Regions from separate parts of the Mus musculus genome. Here all the other regions are linked to region 2. A link is a loop called in an ENCODE intact Hi-C map of the cell type or tissue named here. Cell type or tissue: heart. All regions are shown on one strand. Region 1 overlaps Zfhx3 (zinc finger homeobox 3). Region 2 holds the start of Gm51548 (a long non-coding RNA gene). Region 3 holds the start of Gm42043 (a long non-coding RNA gene).

Evidence for each region. Peaks named below come from ENCODE experiments on the same cell type or tissue, not always from the same donor. Only the 100,000 strongest peaks of a DNase experiment are listed, where the experiment ranks them.
Region 1: it touches region 2 in a loop (2.1-fold over the local background); 2 of 42 quality-filtered maps call a loop at or near these places.
Region 3: it touches region 2 in a loop (3.0-fold over the local background); 6 of 42 quality-filtered maps call a loop at or near these places.

What each region holds. Positions count from the first base shown.
Region 1 is chr8:108,755,070-108,763,069 of GRCm38, forward strand. The region is part of intron 1 of Zfhx3 (zinc finger homeobox 3); the gene reads left to right. Among named protein-coding and RNA genes, the nearest start is that of Zfhx3, 44 kb to the left of the region's middle. In heart, a CTCF peak has its summit at 4,876; DNase peaks (open chromatin) are centred at 513, 902 and 4,922; H3K27ac peaks cover 1,975 bases.
Region 2 is chr8:108,570,851-108,578,850 of GRCm38, forward strand. All of the region lies in intron 1 of Lncbate1 (brown adipose tissue enriched long non-coding RNA 1), which reads right to left. It overlaps Gm51548 (a long non-coding RNA gene), which reads right to left and starts at 7,175. Exons shown (of 3, transcript XR_003947448.1): 1 at 3,106-7,175; 2 at 488-683; 3 at 1-25. It also overlaps a transcript of Zfhx3 not described here. In heart, a CTCF peak has its summit at 3,447 (motif pointing right); a DNase peak (open chromatin) is centred at 3,481; H3K4me3 peaks cover 254 bases; H3K27ac peaks cover 286 bases; H3K27me3 peaks cover 732 bases.
Region 3 is chr8:108,689,983-108,697,982 of GRCm38, forward strand. It overlaps Gm42043 (a long non-coding RNA gene), which reads right to left and starts at 3,628. Exons shown (of 3, transcript XR_879166.2): 1 at 3,311-3,628. It also overlaps a transcript of Zfhx3 not described here. In heart, no CTCF peak of the experiment used is centred here; DNase peaks (open chromatin) are centred at 1,429, 2,109, 4,079, 6,259 and 4 weaker places; H3K4me3 peaks cover 3,911 bases; H3K27ac peaks cover 2,510 bases; H3K27me3 peaks cover 3,000 bases.

The DNA of each region.
Region 1 (8,000 bases), 180 kb after region 2:
AAGGATTACCCAGGAGATGAATGGCAGGAGGGAAGGTGGTTTCCTGTAAAGGCTGTTTGCCTGGGATCATGGTTTGTTAAGCCATGAGGAACATCTTAGATAGATGTTCAAAGTTGATTACTCCTTCTATGCCCACCATGAATTTGAAAATAATAATAATAATAATAATAATAATAATAATAATGCCTTCATTGGAGCAGTCTATGGTGTTTAGTTGAGTGAGACTCTGGGAATAGTTCAGAATGTAGAAGAGGGAGTCGTCCCAATGTCTGACAATCTATTGTCCTTTCTCAGTCCGGCCTTGAAGTGTCTATTGGCTGGACAGTTAGACCCATGACTTTGTGCCCTGTGTCTCCTGGGTGTGGTACATGCTGTGTAATTCGAGAAGGACAGGGGTGCTGGGCCTCTGCAGGTGCCCAGTGTGTTTCTATGGGTTAGGCAGCTGTGTAGGGAAACACCCAGGATCCTTGCAAGCCATGGGCTGGAGTAGCCGAGCTTCCTGCGGTTGTCCGTCCCTTTTGGTGTCTGCATGTGGCCATTAGACCAGGCAGTCAGGGAGGAGGAGACTGACCTGGCACGTCTTCTGGTTAAAGGATACTCCAGTGGGTTGAGCAGGGTGCCAGACATTGCCACAAACCCTAGGAAATGAGTAAGGAGAAAAAAAAAAAAAAAAAAAGCAAAGGAGAGTCCTCCCTCAGAACAAGCTGGGCTTTGTGCAGAGCGGGCTCTAAGTATGAAAAGCCCATTGTTCCCAGATGGCTTTTAATTAATACTCTGCACTCACACCCATCGGTCGGCAGCAAGAGCCGCCTCCTTCCTCCCTTTTCCACATGGTCTTTGTCCTTCACTTTGGTGCCCTGGGGACAGGTCTAGGGACAGGATGGGAGACTGGGAGAGGTTGTTGAGTGTTGAGGAGAGCGTGGACACACAGGACTCCTCACTCTTTGTCCTGTTCCGGATTCTTAGTTGGGCCCGTCCCTCCACCTGCTCTAAAACATCCCTTTGAGTCTGTAGGTTGGGAGCCAGCTCTGTCCCCTGTGGGGTTCTGGGAAGAAGGCCCAGCCTTGGCGGGCTCCAGGGCACTGCGCACACCTTTTCTTGCCTACAGCCAGAGCAGGGAGCCAGAAGCGAACGATGTTTTGGTTTCCGTTTCTCCCCGACTGCCCTGCTCTTAGAGATGAATCTGGACCGAGGAAGCTTTAGCTTGCCAGTGATGCTTTCTAGATCAAACTGTGAGCTCTGTGGGTGGGGTGAGTCCAAATTCAGGAGAGAGATGGTGCAGTTCATTGGATGGTGTAAAGAAAATGGGACCCCATCCTGAGTGGTGCACGTTGTGTGTCTAGCTTCACCCCTCCTGCAAAGCTGCTCCGTATCTGCTCCGCTTTGGTTCTCAATAGCCCGGGGTCCCATCCGTGAAGCAGTAGATAGAATGATCAGGTCTGAGTCAGTGACGTCCAGCCCTGGACTAAGCTGACAACTGTGGACTTTTTCTTGTGCCTCTCTGTATGCGAATGATTACATTACATAAGGCATCACCTCAGCCAATCATTTGCGTGAGTTTCCATCATTTTGTATGTATGTATGTATGTATGTATCCTGGCAAGCTGGGTTTGACCAGAAGCGGTTTGGTGTGATCATGAGTTGGGTTGGAAGCAGAGTGTTTCTGATGATGGACAACACAGTCGGCTGTGTGGCCAGCGCGGAATTAGTTCCCTGTGGGTAAAGACACAGGATTTCTTAAGAGGGTTTTAAGTCATGAAACCCCAAGCAGGGTTAATGATGGATAAGGCCTTAGAGAAGGTCTGATGAGCCAGCTGATCTCAAATGGAATCAATAAGTTGTGCAGGATTCCTTGAAGATCTGGCCACTCTAGCACCAGCGAGCTTAACTTTGTGACATGTCATCCAAACGCAGCAGTGAGCGCTGTGACAAAGAGTCTCTAGGAGTTCTGTAGTGACAGTAGGAAGAGCAAATGGGAAACTGTTACAGAGAGACCCGGAATAGAGTTGGGGTCTAAGATTTCATCAGCAGAGGGGCCTGTGCCTTCAGCCCCAGGTCAGATGTGGCCACTGAGCACAAGCTAGGTTGTCCTGAGAGCATAAGATTCAACTGCATATTTTACCCAACGTTTGACACCAGGTGCTAGATAGTGGGGTAAATAAAATGTGTTACCATCCAGCTTGCCTTACGTATTCATCTTTTTAAATTTAAAATCCTAGTACTAGCTCCCATATTTGTTGGCTTTTGAGATGGGATTTTTTTTTTTTTTTTTTTTTTTTTTTTTGAGACAGGGTTTCTCTGTGTAGCCCTGGCTCTCCTGGAACTCACTCCAAGCTGGCCTTGAACTCAGAAATCCACCTGCCTCTGCCTCCCAAGTGCTGGGATTAAAGGCGTGCGCCATCACGCCAGGCGAGACAGGATCTTGATTATGTGTCGTGTAGGCTGGTATGTGAACTCATGGTAATCCTCCTGCCTCAGCCTCCTTGAGTGTTGGACTTAACAGGTGTCAGCCATTATGCCTGTCATGTGGAGGATTTAGAGCAGTGGTTTTCAACATTCCTAATGCTGCGATCCCTTAATACAGTTCCTCTTATTGTGGTGACCCCACAACCATACGATTATTTGTGTAGATACTTCGTAACTGTAATTTTGCTACTCTTATGCAAATATCTTTTTCCGGTGGTCTTAAGTGATTCATGTGAAAGGGTCATTCGACCTCCCCTAGGGATTGTGACCCATAGGTTGAGAACTGCTGACTTAGATTAGGCATAGCTTGTTGTTGGTCAGTGGTGAACTTGGTGGGAAGTCAGTTTTTGTTTTGTTTTGTTTTCTGTAGTGGAGAGTGCTATAAGTGATATCATGATGAACAGTCTGTATTTGCTTCTTAGACTAAGCTGCTGTACACAGATTCTCCTCAGATGGCATCCTTTCCAGCTGTGGCCACACTATGAGCAGGAGGATAGCTTCGCCCATGCTTGTGAGATAGGAGTGTCCTTTGCAGGGTAGGGACTCTGGGATTGGACCCTGAGGTGACTTTTGCTCAAGAGCTTCAGCAGCCCTCTAGGGTAGGTGACAGCTGTTGCTCAGCCTGCGAGACCTTTAAGGAAAGGCAGTAATTGCTCAAACAGGCCCCTGGACCCTCTGAATGCGATCATGCAGGTTACATGGGCTCCAAGTGAGATAGTGCCTTGAATTCTTCAGTGATCTTAAGAATGCTATGATATGGTGCTTAGCATATAGGAGGCCCTAGATCCCTAGCACTAAAACAACCAACCAACCAACCAACCAACCAACCAAAAAAAAACCCAAAATCAGAAATGGTTGGGGTGATAGGGAAGCTTCACATGGAGTCTGTCTGTGAAGGTCAAGGGCTTCCTGTGGGGCCCTGGGCTCAGTTACCAGCAGTACAAAGAACAAAACCGTAAGACAGGACCCACCATGCCGCCCCAGGGTCTTTCTAGAAAGCAACGCTGAGTTTCTGTTGGTGATTTTCCATCTCAAAGGGGGCTTAGATGGGTCTCTCTCTGAGCAAGAACTGTGGTTCTCTTTTAAGAATACCAGCCTCTCTCCTCCCTGCATAGAAGGTGACTTCTTTTTTTTGGTGGTGGTGAAAGTCCTGCCTCATTCTTAGCCTTTCTGGTGGAAGGGTTGAAGATTCGCAGACTGGCCTTCAGTAACAATAGCTTTGGGACCAAGAGGAACGAAAGGGATCTTTGTAGTGATCCTGTGTCCACAGTACTGGTCAGACTAGTTCATACCTGGTTGATTGTTATCAGTAAAGTAAACTTAACTCTATGGCCAGAAACAAGCCTGTAGCATCTAGCAGCTTCGATTCACCAGGTGAAGCCGCTGTGGCCACAGCAGTCTGCACATTTCAAGGGTTGCAGGTGGGAAAGCCGGGGTGTTTGTGCAGGGAAAGAGGTCCTTAAACCCCCCACCCCCAAGTCTGGCCCCTTCCCTGTAGACTTACAGTGGGGTTACGAGTCTCATTTTGTTACGAGATTTGCCTTGTCTTGTGGAAAGTCGAGGGCTCATTGGTAGCTTATTGGTATTCGGTGAATGTCTGGGTAGCCACGGGGTGGTGAAGTCCAGCCCCTTCATCAAGGGTTTGCTTGGTGTGCTGGTCACACGGGTTTATAGAAGATGAAAGGCCACCGTCTCTGCCTGTAGGAAAATGATATCCAGTAGGACCAGCCATTATCCGGGCAAATAATTACCTGCATTTAAGCGCTCAGACGAAACGGAGAATCAACATTCTTAGTAGGGAGGAAAGCCACAGCAGGATGGGACTTCTTGAGCAGGTTGTGAAATCCCAGGGCCTGAGGGCCCTGGGTGGCTCAAACTATACCTGCATGATTTTGCCTTTCAGTTGCTCTGTTCTCATCTGACCCTCTCACAATCACAGCCGTCCCTTGGCCAGATCCAAGCCTTCCCCGGGTCACGCTGCTGTTGCCGAGGCTCCTCGGAGCTCTGCGATCTGCCTGAGGTCCTACAGTCGGAGCACCAGGCCTCCCCTCGTGGGGTTCATGGGCCGACTCCTTTTGCGCTTGCTGCCTGGCACACCACATCCCTGGCTCAGGATCTCTTCCGAGGCTGGGATTGCTTGAAGACTGGCAGCCTTTGTGTGTTTCATAGGAGAGGAATTTGGGGGCTGGCCTTGGGAAGAGGCCTATGACAGCTGTAACTGTGGATGTGATCGGAGGGACAAAGAAGTTGTCCATCAGACAGGTTTGTGCCAGCAGTTTAATTTCCTTTATTTCAGGACTGGAAGTTATTTAAATTACTTTATAGACTTCCTGCTTCCTTACAAGAGCTCATTAAGTAAGTGCAGGCTGAACTGCTTCATTGCCATAATGGAGTGCCTGGACTTGCAGTTCTCATTCTGCCCTCTAGGGGGTCAGGAGCCGAGAGGAGCAGAAGGAAAACATGGACAGCCCAATTAGATAACTTTTTTTGAAGTTCACATTCATTCATTCATTCATTCATTCTGTGGGCATGTGTGTGGGTGCACGTGTTGTATGCCCAGTGTATGGAGGTCAGAGGACAGCTGTGAGAGTCCATTCTCTCCTTCTGCCCTATGGGTCCTTGGTCTCAGGTGGTCAGGCCCGGCAAGCGGGCACCTGTAGGCACTGAGCTGCCTCACTGGCTGTGGCGACTCTTAATAGGTGCCCCATGATGGATTGACATAGGGGATCTAACTCAAGTGTAAACAACTACCCAGTATTCTGAAGTCTGTTGTCTGTTTCCTGCATCTTGTTAACTTCACTATAATTCATGTTCTGGAGAAGTGGCAGGATGCTCATCTGGCTTTACAGTTTGGGACCCTAACTACTGTTTCTGTGATTGGAGCAAAAGCTAAGTGGAGTTTTATAATCAGGAACATGGACCGAGAAGGTCATAGAGTCTCTGGGTGATTTTGCACATTGTGTTGGTGTGACGTTTGAATCATTTAACCCTCTGATTTACTTGATAGGAAAGTTTTCAAATGAATTCCAGAATCGTATTACAGCTCTTAAGTCCAGGTCTCGAAAAGCCTCGTTGCCTAAATGCTTTACCTTCAGACATTCCAAGAAAATCGTATTTGGACGACCAAGAAATATTCCTTGTACATCTTTAATTGTCCCATCTGTCCAGGGGAAGGGGAAAACCGGCCCTAGAGGGCAGAACCGAACAGGTTGCAGAATGCTGGCTAGGAACAGTAGCCACAACAAACAACTGTTTTGAGGACAGAGATGGTACCAGTGTCAAGCTGTGGCTGGCTCCCTGCAGATGTGCAAGCCAGCTGTTTACCCACCTCCCTCCCGGGAAAAGCTGGAAAAGGTTGAAGTCGGACAGGCGCCACATCCAAGAGGACCTTCCTGGACCCAGTGACTTTTGACCTATTACTGTTCAAAGTCACCCGGTACGAGCCACCACTATTCAGTGTGTGCTAAGTTTTTTTGCTGACCCGGAAGGTCCTGAGCACTCCCCGGAATTACCGTCCTCTAGGGTCAGGGTGGGGGAGAGTCACTCTTCTCTTTCGGGCAGACAAGAATATTTCTAAAGCTGGAGTATATCACAGCGACTTAAATATAACCCGAGTCAGACCTGCGCGTCTACACGAAGGCCCAGTTTTAAATATTCATTTACAACATTAAGCGCTGTAATTTCTTCATAAAGAATTCTAAAATAATAAAGATGACCTGGTAGGCAGAATTCCCTTGTATTTTTCTAAAAGCTTTTCATAAGGTCCCTCATAAAAGATTAAGAGACAAGAAAAAAAAAAAAAAGAAAAACCACAGTGTGGCACAGAGTCCTGTTGTGGATTAAAAAGTGATTAAGTGGTAGGGAACACGGGGAAGCTGGGGAGACCCACTGCTCATAGCAGGGAGAGGTTAATCGAGGGGCGTCCGAGGACTTTGTCATGGGGGCCAGAGTTATTAAGTATATTAATTGTTTGGAGAAGCAAATGGATGGTGAACTCGTGCAATCCACGGCCGCTACCCTGGATTTTGTGACTTGGGTTTGACACAGACGTGTCTGTCCTGAGTGCATCGGGAAGCCACCTGGTACTCCGGTAGGAAAGGAAACTTAAGTCCATGGCATGGTTAGATGGGTAGCTAAGGCGACTTCAGAGCCTGTGGCCTCTCCCAGGGAAAGACTTCCAGGAGTTCTCATGGGTACCAGCAGCTCCGGAAGCCACTAAAGCAGCAAGCAGGTCTATGACCTTGGAGTGGAGGTAGGCACTTTAGAAGGATGGCACTGATACTTGTGGGCAGCGAGGTAGCTGGGAGGTGGCCTGTTGAAGTCTAGTAGAATACTCAAAGCATAAACAGGAATCCAAAGCCCTGAAGTGTCCCCCCCACCCCGTCTCGCTTGCTCTAGCCATATTTATTTCATATGTGTGGGTACACTGTCACTGTCTTCAGACACAGCAGAAGATAGCATCGGATGCCCATTACAGATGGTTGTGAGCCACCATGTGGTTGCTGGGAATTGAACTCAGGACTTCTGGAAGAGCAGCCAGTGCTCTTAACCGCTGAGCCGTCTCTCCAGCCCCACTCAAGTGTCATCTAAGGTGACCGGTGCTGCATGTTTAGTTGAAATGGTGATAGATTCTAGACACGCTCGAAGGGTGTCGGTGGGCCAAGCAGTCCTCTGCTGGGTGTCCTGCCTCTCGCATCTCCTCCTGATGCTTCCCTGATGCTAATTTCCACATTCCTTCTGAGGCTGAGATGAAACTTCACTATGCATGTCTGCCTAGCTCGAGAGCATGCATTTTCTGAGCAGGCTCCTCCAGGCAAGCCTCAGACATCTTCCTTGGCCACTTGCCTTTGTTTACCCATTTTCTCTTGTAGCTCCCCAGCTCTCTTACCCACGTCGCACTTTAATTAATCCTTGAAAAGTGCTGGCCTCCCTCAGCAATGTTGCTGAGTCCTTCCTTTTTGCCTGTGAGCAGATAGATGCATCTGTGTGGGTTAGAGGGATGCAGCGGGGGGGGGGGGGGGGGGATCTCTGACAAGGCCCCTCCAGGGGATTTTTGCATCCTTGGTCCAGCCCAGTTAGAAGCTGCAATTACTGCGTGGTGGCTAATTACCCTGCCTGACGTTAGATCAGTGGACAGAGAGGGCTCTGAGCCTGTCAGCAGAGGTCAACCAGAGGTCCTCTCACTCAACAACCCTCCCGTGATAGCTGGACACAGAGAAAGCTTTAATGGGCAGAGGCTGAGAGCACGCTCTGGTACGGGTCTTCGCTGGGGGATGGGAAAGCCAGAAGGCCCTTGATGACTGAAGAGGTCACAGAGGCTGATAACCCTTCATACGACCCTTCCCAGGAAGCCTGAAGGAAGGAGGAGAGAAGGAAGAAGGAGAAGGCTTCCCCTTAGAGATGATGCTTAGCACAGAGCCAGATAGATACAGAGAGGAGCCTGGGACATGGTGCTTAGATGGATGGTGACTCTGTGGCTGACTATTAGAAAAGTCAGTTTTACCCGGGCTGAGAATGGGATACCTCGGGGCATT
Region 2 (8,000 bases):
CTCACTGGCTCCATTAAACTATAAGCTTTCAGAAGCAAAAGGAAGAAATCTGTCTATGAGACTAGAACTCTACCAACTAAAATTGATTATTTTTATGATAGATCTAAATGATGCCGTCGTTTAGAAATAATGACTTTTCAGTTTGTTTCCCTCCTTCATACATTGGCATATTTTACCTAAATAAGAACTTTTCCAGAAGACAAGCCATTTTATTGTATTTTTCTCTATCACAATAGCATACTGCTTTTTTATTTCCATGTGAAACCTTGATTACAACAAAGGCAAGCACACAGTTCATAAGTTGACAAGGAACGGTGATTAGTTTTTTTTTTTTTAAAGATCATAATAAATCCAGCTTTGCCAGCATTAAGCTGATCTCATGGGCTATCCTGCCTCCCTCCTTCCATCTCTACCTCCCTCCCTCCCTTCCTTCTTCAAACTAATACCCTACAAAACACCCTTGACTCTACAGCCAAAACGAGCTTACCAAGACCATGGTAACGCTGTCCTAGAGTTAGATCCATTCCTCTCCCTGTCTTAGCATGCACACTAGTGTGGTGTTCTCCACCCACCATGGCCTCCCAAGGTACTTGTTGGAGCGATGAGATTCACCAATTTTTTTCATCCTTTGCGAAAAGGGAGTAGCTGGCGTTCCCTCTCTAGTGGACTCGTGATCTTCGTACCTGGAGGTGTTAAGAATTGCTAAGGGCTGTAGGACCTGTGTAAATTACAGCCATGCAGAGAGGCGTTGAAAAAAATCAATAAGTAATGAAATAGTACTGGAGTGAAGTAGCCAAGAGAGCAATGGGTGGGAAACTCCCAAGGATGCAGTTTCATTTTGTCAAAAGGTAAAAGAAGATGTTCCAGTGTGTTTCTCTAAAACCGGGCTTCCTAGGAAATAAGATGCTTTGGGCATAAATAGCAGTAGAGTTAGTCATATGCCGTAGAAGCACAATGGACTGTGGACTTTACAGTGCTAGGTTGTTGTGTTTTTTAATTGGATATTTTCTTTATTTACATTTCAAATGTTATCCCTTTTCCTGGTTCTCCCATCTCACCCCGGGAAACCCCTCTCCCATCCTCCCTCCCCCTGCTTCTACGAGGTGTTCCTCCACCCACCCACCCACTCCTACCTCCCCGCCCTCAATTCCCCTACACTGGGGCATCTATCGAGCCTTCATAGGACCAAGGACCTCTCCTCCCATCCTCTGCAACATATGCAAGGCCATCCTCTGCAACATATGCAGCTGGAGCCATGTGTACTCTTTGGTGATGTAAAGTCCCTGGGAGCTCTTGGGGGACTGGTTGGTTGATATTGTTGTTCTTCCTGTGGGGTCACAAACCCCTTCAACTCCTTCAGTCCTTTATCTAACTCCTCTCTTAGGGACCCCGTGCTCAGTCCAGTGGTTGGCTGCGAGCATCTGTCTCTATTTGTAAGGCTCTGGCAGGACCTCTCAGGAGACAGCCATATCGGGCTCCTTTCAGCATGTACTTCTTGGCATCCACAATAGTGTCTGGGATTGGTAACTGTATATGGGATGAATCCCCAGGTGGGACAGTCTCTGGGTGGCCTGTCCTTCAGTCTCTGGTCTACACTTTACCAAAGTGTGAGTGCTTCAGTCTTTCTTAGGAGGAGAACAAAGTACTTATAGGTTTTATATTAAACAATCCTGAATTTTATTCCAATATAGCAATGTCATTGATGTATTTCAAGACTATACAGTGTCTGCCCCTTGAGGTTGAGAGGATTGATGCCCTCAACTACACCCCAATTTTCCTCCATCCATATTGCCTACATGAACAATCTCCATCCTTTCTGATCACTCATGAGCAATGGCCCCCAGTGGTGTAACTGAACCAGGACCTCCACTCCCAAGGGCTCCTACAACTTGTGATTGAGTCTGGCTGGACATGTACAGGCTAGTGGCTGAAAGCCCCTCACTGAGTCCACTCTCCAAGTAAAGGCCTTTATTGTGAATGAAGTGTTCATAAAACTGAGTGTCTCCAAGCTGAAATGTCATCTGATGATTTTTGTTTCTTTTGGGTTATTATTTGAAAGTATGCCCAACCCATGCTTCTCAGTAGGTGACTTCTGCTCCTCCTCGAATGGCCATCTGGAACGTAAAGGAAAGTCTTCTGGGGGAGATGGGCAACTACAGGTCTGACCAAATGGAAGGACGCTACACAGGGTCACCAGAGAGCTCACGAAAACAAAGGGGTTGGGGGCCTGTGTCTTGCATATCTCTATACAAACAACCTTCAATCTCAAATTATCTGCATGGTCATATATTTATGTACATTTATAACAATGGTCCTATCTACATGTAGCTTCTGCCCTTTATTTCTTAATAGAAAAGTGGAGACTGGAATGTGTTCCCAAGTTCTCTTTTGGGTCCGCTTTTGTCTCTCTACCTTCTGAGATTGAAACTTTAAAAAAAGAAAAAAGAAAAAAAGATACCATGGTGGAATGAAGGAAACAAGCACTTCTTTGTGTAATGAAATGGCCCAATGACTCTTTATAGTCTTTGTGATACTATGATTTGAGTCTTGAGACACCAAATATAGTAGCCTGGCTTATCTCCTTCCCCTTTGTTGGCCCCCATGTCTATGTGCAACAGGGACAATAAGAGTCTTTTATACCTGATAAAGCAGCAATAACCATAAACAGAACAGTAGGACTGGACCCAACTGGCTGTCTACTCATGACCTGTCCCATGTTTCCCAATAGTTAATGAACTGGCTTTCCTTACTGTTTTTAACACATGTCTGTGTCTGCTATATTTGTGCAACATTGAAAATAAAGACATGTTACACTAAACAGAAGGATACTTGGTTAGACCCTTCCTCTCAAAAAAAAAAAAATCACTTTTTCTTGAAATGTGTAAACAATATGACTCCAGTTAGTTGATTCACCTCCTTCCATGTACAGGTGTGATCCAATTGCTTTCATTGTGTCCCTTGTGGACTATACTGTCCAGACAAGGTTGCCAAGATTTAAAAGAAAAAAAAATCTAGCAATTGATAGGCAGGAAACATGCACTACTCAGCATCCCGTGATGGCTCCCTTGCCCTCTGCCCACTAGCCGTGGACAGAGCAATACCCACCTCCTCCAACGATTCATCTACTGACGCCATTATCCATTGCTTATAACATCGCAGTCACAATAATGAATCGGTATGTCTTGATCCTTGAAGTACTTAGGAGGCCACACACAATGAGGGGAAAACAATGTGAAGACTGGGTTCTACTCAGCACAGGCTGGAAATGGATACTGGACAGGGGGGGAAAGGCATTAAAGTTGAAGAGAATTTTGTTTAACATGACGGTTTAAAAGATGTAAACGGTCGTGATAGGCAGGATCTCCTTCAATCAGAAGACCATGAGGAGGCCCTATTTAGACCAGTATGCTGGTGTGATTCCAAGTCACGCTACCACCACAAAAACACTAGGGGGCGCCATATTAATACCGGTGTCCCAGCTCCATTGCCCTATGAAAGCCCTCCATCATCTCTGGACCTTGGCTCTCAGTTTATTCAAGGCATGTTGCTGAAGGTTCATGACATGTGACCATTTCAGGAATGCAACCCGAATTAATGGGGTGGAGTGCTCTCCAAAACTCATTCCAAGCAGTTATATCTTAAGGGATACCTATACAAGTTCATTCCTTACGTTGGGCTAGGTGCCATTGCTTCGTGCCTGATGTATCATGGGATATAATCATCCCGAAACTCCCTGGCATTCAGACTCACCATCTACCTTGGAGTAAGATAACACTTGCCTTCCTGGGCTGATGTGCCTATGAGATACGGATTATAAAATGGGTGCCTCTTCTTTTCTTTTTTAACTCTGTACTTTCCATCCCCTATTCAGAAATTATTCTCCATAGAAGAAAGTTTAGCAGCTATCTGTCATCTACTAATAAGACGTCATCAGCCTCAGTCACAGCCTCAGGTTAGGTTGGGAGAGTGTGGAGACCTGGGTGCACAGTGGCCTCCGACCCCACTGGGCTACAATTCCGCCTAGTCACTCATAGTGCAGACGTAAGGATGGTTCTCCCCATACCCACTACGCCACCTCAAGCTGGAAGCTCTAGCTACTTCACTTGGGGTAGGGTTTCTGAAGCTTACAGCCAATGAAGATCTGTAAACGGCATTTAAACTACAAAAGGGGCTGGAGGTGGGAAGGGAATTCCCGGGGAAAGAAGTGATCATGGTGGAAGATGCCAAGATCATAGCCCATTTGAAATCCGCTTCTGTGTCGGACATTCATTTCAAAGCCTGTGCTATCAGATGGATTCTCCTTGTTGCTGTTCCATTGATTTATTGAGTACCTAGTATATACGAAGCAATGAGGGAGCTCTACAAAGACAGTCAATGGGAAAGGGACATCCTTGGCTCTGTTCTTGACATTTGCATAACTGCCTTACCCAGCATGCTTTTCCTGTCACCCATCCCTTTCCAGTCTGTGATAGCATGGTCTCTATCGCCATCTTCTTCCCCTCTCTATCCCCATTAACTGAACACTAGCATAAAGAAACAAAACTCAGGGGGAGGGGGGAAGGGGAAGGGGGATGGTTCCACTGGTAAAGCGCTTGCCATAGGCACGAGGACCTGAGCTTAATCCCCTGAACCTACTCGTAAGAAGCTTGGTGTGGCAGTGCGGTGCACGTTTAGAATCTCAGCCCTGGAAAGAGATAAAAGACAGGCTGATTCCTGGAGCTCTCTGACTAGATAGGCTCTCCTAATGGGCCGAAGAGAAACAAGATAGATAGCTTCAGAGGAATGGCAGCCGAGGTCATTCTCCAGCCTCCATACATACGTGCAGCTACACGCATATATGTGTGCACACGTGTGTGCACGTTCACACACAGAAACCAAACTAGATTGTGTAGTGCTTATGTTCTCAGTACCATAGATCAGCATCAAGAGTTCTTTAAAAATTAAGGCTTCAGAAAAACTTGTCCTCTGCTCACGAACTTAAGACACACACACACACACACACACACACACACACACTCTCTCTCTCTCTCTCTCACACACACACACACACACACACACACTCACATACACTCACACTCTCACTCACACACACACACACAAACACAAATCAGTAAGTAAAAATGTATATATATTTTTAATTAACTGCAATGGCATACCTCAAGGCAGGGTATTCTAGAAATAGAGGTTAAAATGGTATCTATGCCATACTATATATGTCTAGAGACCAGAGGACATCTTACAGGAGTCTGTTCTCTCCTCCAACCAAGTGGCTCCTATAGAATGAACTCAGGCTTGAACTCAATCTCTTTCACTTGCTGAGCCAAGGTGAAAGGACTGGTTTATAGCCACCATGTGTAGTGCCCAAGTCTCTCTGGGCTCCTGGGACAGTGTTCCCACTGTTCTTTACAAACATATCACTTGACATTAAAGAAGAAGGACCGAGCTGGGATGAGCTAGGCTGATAGAGTACTCACCTAGCACAAACCCCTTGGCTAGAGCCCCACATAACCAGAGCATAGCAGTATGTGCCTATAATCCCATCACTTGGGAAGCAGAGATACAGGTAGGAGGACCAGAAGTTCAAGGTCATTCTCAGCTAAGTAATGAGTTCAAGATCAACCTGAGCTATGTGAGACCCAGGGGAAGGGGGCTATCCCACATGCATCGAACTCCTTTACAAAGGGTACCTTCTGATTTGTAGATCAAGGAGGAAGAGTAAGTTGTTTGATTGTTTTGATTTTTTTTGTTGTTGTTTTGGGTTTTTGGTTTTGTTTTGCTTTGTTTTTTTTAGTCCTTTTTGTTCTGTTTGTTAGAATCAGGGTTTTTCTGTGTAGCTCTGACTGTCCTGGAACTTGCTCTGTAAACCGGGTTGGCCTCGAACTTACAGAGACAAGCCTGCCTCTGCCTCTCAAGTGCTGGGATTAAAGGCGTGTGCCACCACCACGCAGCTCATAGTTGGCAAGTTACTCAGATATGTCTGACTCTCCTTTTAGTCAGCAGGCCACACTATAACCCCAGTAGACAGGAGGAAGAGGAGGAAGAGGAAGAAGTAGTAGAAGAAAGGGAAGAGGAGGAAGTAGAAGAGGAAGAAGAGGAGGAGGAGAATATAAACGGTCTGATTGGTAAGCAATGCCTTTTCCCTTCCCTGAGGAAGGTGCAAACAGGAATCTCACCAGTTCATGAGGATCAAGTTAAAGAGGACAATTAAAAGCGATTAGTCACTGGAGTGTGTGACTCCATGGGTGTCTTCTAAAATAGGATTGGCTCTCACTCTTTGGACCGGGTACAGAGAAGCCAGCCATCAAAGACATCTTTCCTAGGCCTGCAATTCTGTGATTAACTCATTTCAAGGAGCCAGACTGCTCCAGCTCATTAGGAACAATGACCCCATTTCTCAGGAGGTGCCAAGTCAAGTGGTCCCAAGGGAATGACTTTGGCACCCAGCGATGGTGAAATTAGCACCCAAGAGGTTCGCAGGAGATCAGTCCCCTCGGCGGGGGTCCTTGAGAACAGAGCAGTCACTCAATCTCTCGGTCCTGAAATCCGAGGAAGCCTCTGCCCACTGCCGGTTTAGAGTGCAGCATCTCTGAATACCTTGCTAAAGGGTCGCTTTTGTGAATTTTAATTCATTCCAAGGTCCAAAGATAAGCAGCCTGTGTGGATGAAAAGGGGTTTCAGTGGGTGCTGAAAGGGGTCGGGGGGAGGGTTAGACAGTATTTGGGGACTGCGCAGGGAAATGTGAGTTTTGGGAGGGAAAAGCCTGGAGCCGCAGAGAGAGGCGTGGGCCAGCGCTAGGTTGGAAGCCCCTGACCCAACTCCAACTCCCTGAAGAGGGAGAAAGAAAGCAACCTAGGCAGCCTCTAGGGGCTTGGCTTGGACAGCCAGACAGTGAGACTGAGCCTCCTCCGTGAACGCTTCCAGGGGAAGGGAGGGGATACTGGGGTACTGCAGCTTTGATGTGATGGGCGGGTAAGAGGCCTCTTCAACAAGCCTCTCCCTTGCTTCCAGTGTTACCTGGCCACACTGCAGATGAAAGCCAATCAGGCCAGCTGCCTGCTCTCTTTCCTGTCTTTTTAAACCTAGTAAGGTTCTCAGGGCAGCCCCATGCAATTACCTAACCCTAGACTCTAGAGAATACGAGATTCTCCTACAGCAAAAAAATAAAATAAAATAAATATATATATACATACATACATGTATATATATATACATACATACATGTATATATATACATACATACATGTACACACACACACATACATACACACACACACACACACACACACACACACACACACATATATATATATATATATATGTATATATGTGGCTCCAGGGTTCTCTCTGAAAGTGCCACAGGCAGAAGGGAGTCCAGGAGAGATCAGATTAATGATCACTGAGGGGAAAGAAGAAGGGAAGCCAAAGGAAAACAAATATCAAGTGGGGTAGAGAGACTAGAAGGAGACAGATTCCTTAATTTTTTTTTTCTACAGTGGTTTCTCTTTTGGAGATCTAAGACCCACCAAGTGTTACGTCAAAGCTGTCTCCAAACCACTAGATGAGGGGGTTTTGTTGTGGGGCCGATACACTCCCGGGACTCATTGGAATGGCAGGGTAAAAATTAATTAGACGCTGTTTGGAGGGGGCTTTGCAAGACAGCCTGAGGCTACGCTTCAGTCTGGTTGTTAGAAACAATATTATCACCGCCACCCCTGCCCAGTGAACAGGCATACACGGGGGGCGGCCGAGGGGGAGCCACAGAGCATTCAACACAGACATCAGAACCGAGCGCTCCTCCCAGAGAGAGTACTTACCACAAGCCAGTGGATCTACCTGCTGACAACCTCAGAAATATGTCTTGTTTCATTTTCAGATTTTTTTAAGAGAGGGGGTTACACAGGAAGCTTGCAGAATCCTGATGAAACTGCTTTAGCAGGAGATGGGGGAGGAGGTGGGCCTGACTCGAAGGCTGAGGAGAGCCAGGGGCCAGCTGGGAGGAA
Region 3 (8,000 bases), 120 kb after region 2:
ATCTATTCAGATAGAAGCGCATCTCCCGTGTAGCCACAGTGCTGAATAGTGAAAGCCGGGCTAGGCCTGGCTGTATGAATGAGTCCATCCCCTACATTATGAGCTAAATTTGAAAAGGGGGACGGGAGGCTGGGGACCAGGGCTTACGAGAGGAAGTGAACTCCAGCAGTGATCCCTAGACCATTCCAAAGTTGAGAGGTGCCATAGTAAGAAAAAACAACATCTAATACCATCCCTTTCCTCCTCCTGTTCTGCATCCTCCCTCTCATCCCTCTCATCCTCTCATCCTCTGTACCACTGTGGGTAGCTATGACTGTATTCTACCTTTTTGAAAAGATAGATGAGAATTGGATATGGTGGGGTTCACTTTCACAAACACCTCAAAACCCACCTCTGAGGGTCCAGAGTAGGAAATCGAAAGACCACAGATAACACCGAGAAGACCCTCTAACCCCATTTTTATTTGGGACCAGAACCCCTGAATTCATTCAGTCAACAGGGGCTGGTTGTCTATTAGACAAAGACAAGTATGTAGCCTATAACATTTGGAAGTTTAAAGTTAGACGTCATAGCAAATATGTAAAGCCCACAGAAAGTTCTAGATCCCTGGCATGTTCAAGGAAGACTTAGGTCCTGATGAGTCTGTAGGAGGTATATCTATGACTGCCAATCCCTTCCACCAGCTTGAGCAAACAGGTTTCTGAGAAGGCAACCTTACAAGGTCCCAACTCTCCCTGGCTGGCTACACAGTACTGGCAGTTAGTTATCTTTGCAGGAATCAGAGACACAGCCAAACATGGACGACCACTATACCACAGTTCAAGGTCTCATCTGCGATCATCCTTCAGGAATGTTCTATGTGAGACTTTCCACAGAATGAAGCAGCAGTAAACACACCCGTCCTCCATTACTAGGCTCTCCCAGCAGAGTCCCACCTTTGCAAGTGTTACGAATGAGAAGTTCACACCTAACTAATGATTTCTTAATAGTCTCTCTCTGGTGTGACCTTTCCATCTCTCTCTCTCTCTCTCTCTCTCTCTCTCTCTCTCTCTCTCTCCCCCTCCCCCTCTCCCCCTCCCCCTCCCACCCCCACAGTACAAGGTAGACAAGCCCAGATAACCATCTGGGGTAGGGGAGGGGGGAGGAGCCAAGCCTGCCTCCCTCTTTGGCCAGGGAGTTTTCCTTTACTGCCCTGGCTGGGCCTGGATACCTTGCTGTCTGCTTTCAAAGCTATTTCCAGGGACACCCTCTGTCCACCTTTTTGGTGAGAATAAATAAACAGACGGAGGCTCCCACGTCTTTATTAAACATTTCCTCCACGCTGCATGCTTTGGCGCTGCGCCCATGTGCACCAAGAAGCGTCTCCAGAACAGCTGGACCCCACAGCCGTGCCACACAGTCCTACTTATAAATAGCCCTTTGAACAGGCAGGAGGCACCTGCATTGGCTACTGCAAGCCGCTGTGCCGTCGTCCGGGTTTTCCAGCTTGTGAAGTTCCTGGCTGGAAGAAGCCGCCTCTTCACACCCTCACTGATCAAGGACTAGCAAAAAAAAAAAAAAAAAAAAAAAAAATCCAGGGTCCATTTGCCTTGCTCCGTTGGCATGCACAGACTGGATGTAGGGGAAGGAAGGACACCCGTGGCCAGCAGCTATGATAAAAATATAGGACTGTAGCCAGGAAAAGCCTGATCATAAATAAATAAAAAGGCCACGTCTGACCAAACCCCCGACCCCTAAATCTTGAAGGCCACTGGACCAGGAAATTGAATGGCTGGACGGTGTAGCTTTGCTCCCCGACTCTGGCCCCGCATCCTGCCCTGGCCTGAAAGGTTCTCTGGGCTGTCTAAAAGGTTTGTTGTCCCCCTCCACCACCACCATCCTTTTAATTTAGAAATTGCAAAGATATAGCTAAAGAGGAAGTGCATTTTAAAAACGCACTGAACACTCAATGGCCACAGATCTGAGTGATATTGAAAGAGGAAGGGCTGGATGGAGAAGGAAAAGGAAAAAAAGCCAGCGTGTGTGTGTGTGTGTGTGTGTGTGTGTGTGTGTGTGTGTGTGTGCAGGATATTCTCCGAGACAGCCTCTGAAAAGGGAAAACAAAGGCGAGCGCGTGGCGTGAGAAAGGCAGAAATAAGTGGGAGAGATATATGAGTGTTGGGGGAGGGGCGCTCAGGCCATGGATGGGAGGAGGGATACGGGAATGCTGGCTGAGAGGCGAGCCGCACACGTGTGAGGGAGGGAGGGAGAGAGAGGGAGGGAGGGAGGGAGGGGGAGAGAGAGAGAGAGAGAGAGAGAGAGAGAGAGAGAGAGAGAGAGAGAGAGAGGAAGAGAGGAAGAGGAAGAAGAGGAGAGGAGAGGAGAGAGAGGGAGAGAGCGAGAGACAATGATGTCAGCATTTCCTTCTGGGCTGGTCACGTGGTCCTTGCCAGGTAAACAGACTGGAAATAGACTCCATAAAGGCAGCCTGCTGGGGGAGGCAGTGGCGATGGCTTCACCCTTTCGGCTCTGCTTTATCCTCAATGAGCAGGTTTTCCCTCTCTGAGCCTAGGTAGATTGTGTTCTTAGAGCCCAAGGAACAGGCTCCAAGATTGAACGGGATTTGCTTCTTTGTAATTAGCCCAAGGAGTTTAGAGTCAGTTTGATTTTGAGGGACGGGGTTGGGGTGGGGGGGTGGGGGGAGAAATGAACTGCAAGCTAAGCTTGTCTTAGTGCTTAGACAGGTCAGAGGGGTCTAGGTTAGGGCTGGATTGGAAAGGGCAATTCGGAATGAAACTCAGATGTTGTCATTACAAACTGGAGGATTCAAAATGTTCAAGAATCTAATACAGCTCAGTGTGTGACTTCAGTGTCACAGTGAGGGACGGAAGCCACACAGACAGTCAAAAGGCAGTTGCTACTGGGCTCAGTGGCACCCACTGTAATCCCAGCACACATGGGGCTGAGACAGGGAGACTGGGAATTCAAGGACAACTTAGGTTGCTTAATGGGCTTTCTTGAGACAAAACACGGCTTTGCAAGCACAGCTCTTTAAGAAATATAAATGGGTTCCCCCAGCAAGGCATGGTAAGAATTTAGGGCATGTTCAAATTCAAAGGACACATCTGAAAACTTGATCTGACAGGAGTGGTGGAGTGGGCCTTTAATCCCATCACTCTGGATGCGGAAGCAGGTGGATCTCTGTGAGTTCCAGGCCAGCCTGGGAGAGGCCAAGGCTATGTAGAGAGACCTTGTCTCAAAAAAAAAAAAAAAAAAAAAAAAAAAAACAAATAAAGAAGAAAAAAAGTTGTTTTATCCAGACAGCTCTCACCTTGGCTGTGATGTGTGGGCTCACATTCCTGGAAGTAAGGCCTCTCTCTGTATGTCTGGTGAAATTCTCTTTTAGGCCATTCCAGTGCGTATTAATTTTGGATCAGAACAGTACATCTTGTTTTCTCTCCTTGTGGGAATTTGGCCAAGGCCCATGAGAAATAGGCCCATCAGCTGTGTCTGTCTTCTGGGCTGGAGAGGGTTCCTGAGTGTAACCTGGATGGTGCCAGACAAACAGGGAGGCCTCAGTAGTCCTAAAAGAGCAGCAGGGTGTATCTACCAAGTAGATACAAGAAGAGACTGCTCCCCCACCGGAGACACAAGACCTCTTCCCTTGCCTTTTCTCTCCCCATTTGATTTCTCCAACCATCTCTGGCGCATTTGGAGCAGGACGCACTGTACTTCAAGATGAATTGGGGCATCCAGTGTGTCTGTTGTTAGACTTAGGAGGTGACCAGAAAGTGGGCTTTAGTTGCATCAGGGGAATGGGGGTGGGGGTGGGGCAAGATGTTTGTAGATGCCATTTCTCTACCCTCACCCCGTTAGCTCCTCTCACGAGTGAGGAGTGATGAACTAACACGCACGCATGTACTTTTAGCCCCTTGGGGGTTAAAAGATAGATATTTGATCCCTTCCTCTGGTAACAACATATGTCACTCTGACACAACTCCTAGGCCTGAGTTATTTTTGCAGCATTATGTAATTGGATTGCCTAGTCAGAAGTGCTTCCTTAACAAGCCTTTCAGCAGCCCTCCATGTGGGCCAGGCCAGCCAGTCCTGCCCAGTGGCATACACCCACACTTGGGAAACCTTCAGTCAGAGCCAACCAGCTAATCACAGTGAAGGGAGGCCAGTGTGTGGTGGTCTAACGCTGGAGAACCTTGCAGAAGGGCGGCTAAGACCTAGTTGGAATCTATGAGGCAGGAGCTGGCAGCTTGCACAACACACATACACATACACACACACACACATACACACACACACACCCTTTTCTCCCCTAGGGTCTGCAAAGCCCACACTCTCATGCGCCCAAGAAGCCTGCCTGTCATTTGAGTGTTCCTGTCACCTAATTCTCAGCTTACTGGATTTTCTAATATTTTTTTCATGAGTGGTTGGTTGGTCATCTGATTGTCCTTTCCTGTTCGTCTTGATGACGTGTAGAAGTAAGGGTCTTGTCCCAGCTTCAAGTAGACTAAGACAATTTGCAAAGGCAAAACAAGAAGGCCCTGTAGAAGCTTTTGCTCCTGAGGTGGGAGCAGCTCAGGCTAGCCCGTCTGGGGCATTGCATCAGGGTTGTACCCTTGCAGACATCCTGGCTGAGTTGCCATTGCTGCATTTCCTTATGGCTTCTGTCACAGAGAGCATCTTCCTTGCCGGCCTGTGACTGTCTCCTATCCTCGAATGTCAGCCCTGGAACCATGGGAAACTAATGCTTGTTTTGTCTTTCTGCCTTAAATGGCACTGCTAGCTTTCCTCTTCCACCGACGACGGGCACCTTGCTTGTCTTGCTTTGACAAGAGGCAGCTGGTGTAAAGCCCCACAGAAGTGGGTTTCCAGTACAAGCTGAGCAACTTTAAAGCTGTGTGGCCTTTGAGTAACAGCCTCTCTGAGTGCAATCATCCTCTTGAATAGAAAATGGAACTCAGAGCATTTTCCAATTGCAAATGAATACAATTACAGGTACAGGGGATGGAAGGGAACTTCACATAGTAGGTACTCAGCAAACGCAGCAGACTGGAGGAATAGAGAAAATAGACACTTGCTTGGCTCCTAAGGTTAAACTTCCAAATTTCAGCATCATTGGGTTGGAAGGGAGGAAGAGATGCCCCTGGTCCTAGGATCTCTGGGATAGATTCTCCATGGCTATTTAATAAGTTTCCCCCACCTAAAAACTGCCCCACCTGGCACTCCCTTGCAGGCCCTGTCTTCCTGTAGACCCCTGTTTCTTTCACCTGTGCTAGGGTTCACCGCCTGCCCGGAAACAGAAAAGAAAAGGGCTAGGCACGGTCTCACCCAAAGGTGAGTCCTGCTGTGAATCTCGGGCCTCCTGGTAGGAGCCCAAAGGGCAGGGGACAGATACCAAGAACAAAATGAGGTAGGCGCAGACAGCTACCGGCAAATAACTGCGGAGGCCGGGAAAAGAGGTTCCCTGGAGCTGGGGGGCAGGGAAGAGCCGGCACCTCGGTTCTGGTCGCTGAAGTAAACAAACACCCGGAGCCTATCGCATTGACCGCACCTGGAGGGGCCACGGATGGTGTGGTCCACGGCCTGTGGCAGCGTGCGCCGCTATCCTAGTTGGCAGGAAGCCCTTCCCTGAAGACTGTAAGTCTAACCTTTAGCATTCAAGTGTCGGGGGCTAAAGTGTCTTTATGAGCGGTTCTTCCTGCAGCAGCGTTCCCAGACTTCGGGAGGAGGGTCGGCGCAAATCCACCGCTTTCTTTTCTTTCTCATTTCCCCCCTCCCAGACAAAACGCGCGAGGGAGGGAGATGCACGCAAGACACTGGCACCCCTGAAGTTGGCCTTCAGCTAAACCAAACACCCACTCCCACCTCCTTTGGTTAGGAGGGTCTGCGGTGCGCCCCAGTAGGTCCTCCATTCTCCGCTCGGCCCTGAGGTCGCGAAGGCTACAGAACCCGGCTTCTTCCCAAACACCTAGGCTGGGAGGGGAAGCCTGGGACTTGGGACTCTCCAGTGTTCTTCTGCAGCTGGCGTTCAGGGACCTCTTCCTGGGCAGCCCCACCTCTGTTCCCAGAGGGGCGGGGGTGGGACGTTGGTGGCCTAGCAGTGTCTGGGAAGCTCGACAGGCTGCAAAGGCGGAGGAAAAAAAAAAAAAAATCTACAGAACAGGCAGCCCCAGCTAGGGAATCGCAGCCATGGGGAGGAAGGGCTGGGCCTGAACGTTGTCCGGGCCAGGGGGTGTGCCTGCGGCCGCGCCCTCTGCTTTCCAGCTGGGCAGCTGGGGCCCGGGCTGGGCGTAATGGTTTTTTTAGGTTCCCGCAGAAGAACGGTGACAGGCTGGCTCCGCCGGGGCTAGCCTATTTCCCCTCCCAGCCGAGGGGCCCCAGGAACGTGCCAGGCGCGCACCTGCAAGAGGCACTTGGGTTTCTTGGCTGCGGCTATTCACTGGCCTAAGCGGTTCAATTGGTGTCTTCAGGAGCCAGAGCCTCCTGGCTTCCTCTCGGCATCCCAAGCCAGAGGGAAGAAAAGGGCCCCGAAATATCAGGCGTGCTAGATACTAGGGATGCGCGCACTAGCTCGGAGAACCGGAATCTGCATCTTGGGGAAATGTCGGGATTCTTGGAGGTTATGGTTTGGGAGAGCAGAATGGAGGGATTTAGGGAGGTGACTGGTCTTTACAAAGTCCAGCCCCCAGGTGGGGGGAATAGTAAGGCAGATACAAAAATCGGTGCGTCCTATTCTGGCCACGAGAAACTGACGTCGAATGTCACTACTACCCACTGAGCTCTACAATCTAACTGGCAAGCGGCTGTGGTTTTAAGGGCGCGCCCGAAGCACACAGGGGGTCAGTTCCCTGCCCTATGCCGAGCCTGAAGGCCGCCCAAAGGAGAATGTGGCTAGCTGGAGTCAAATCCCTGGTGCTCTAAGCCTGTTGCGCCCTGGACCTCTCCAGGGACCTCGCGGGGTGCCTTGCCTCTGCCCATTTTCCCCATCCAAAGGCGGGCCCCAGATTTCGTGCCTTACGCACGCTCCAAGATCAGATTCACCTTTCTCTCTAGTCTTAAGAAGGAGAAACAAACGAATCGGATTTATTTTTCTTTAGAAAGCATATCTGTTCAATGTCCTTTGTTGCTTAAATTGTCCTTAGAAAAATTTTTTCCAACTTCATTTGAGAAAACAAAAAGTTGATGTGTTCCCCAAACCTTGTTTTACTTTAATCCACCCCCTTAGACGTGTAGTCGGTTACCTCGGAGGTTTTCTGAGGCGAAAAACAGTGAAATGGAATGGCAGGGAGGACGAAGACTGGAAATCTCTCATTTTAAATCCCATTACTGGCTTTGAGAAGTACAAAAAAAAAAAAAAAAAATCAGGAAGAGCTAGTTCGTCCCCCACTGATTTCCTTCACTTCAAAGATTTCCCTCGCCCCTTAAATCAGAAATATTATGGCACTAGGTATTTCTCAAGGAAAAATGCATACTTTTTTCTGAACATATATATGATATAGGTTCCTTTTTTACATTTCTCAGCAAAAGAAAAAAGTGTGTGTGTGTGCGAGGCATTCAATTCCCTCATCATTAAACAAACCATGCCTGCAAGAAATGCAAGCATGGGGGGGATTGCTCAGCCACCTACCCCTCCATTAGCACATGCCTGCCTGTCAACAATGCACGTGCCACTGTGGGCATTCTCTCCCCAGGCCAGCCCTGGTGGAGCACGCTCACAGCTCTGCTCCTTAGACTCCCACACCACCACACCCCCGCCCGCTCTTCTCAGGGCTTCCTTTTCTTTAGGCTGTAGCCGGCAGGCATCATTCCCCAAGTTATGTGCTCCTGAGACTCCCTAAAGCGCACGTTGTCCAACCAAGGGTGTCTGTCCTGTAGTTGTTCACTTTGTTGAGTTGTGATGAGGTTAGTTCTGTCTCCTCCTCGCGCCCGCCTTCGGCTTTTGATGCGGTGCAGACTTCTGGTACCGGGTCACCAACAGGGAAGCCAGTGTGTGGTGGTGGTGCATA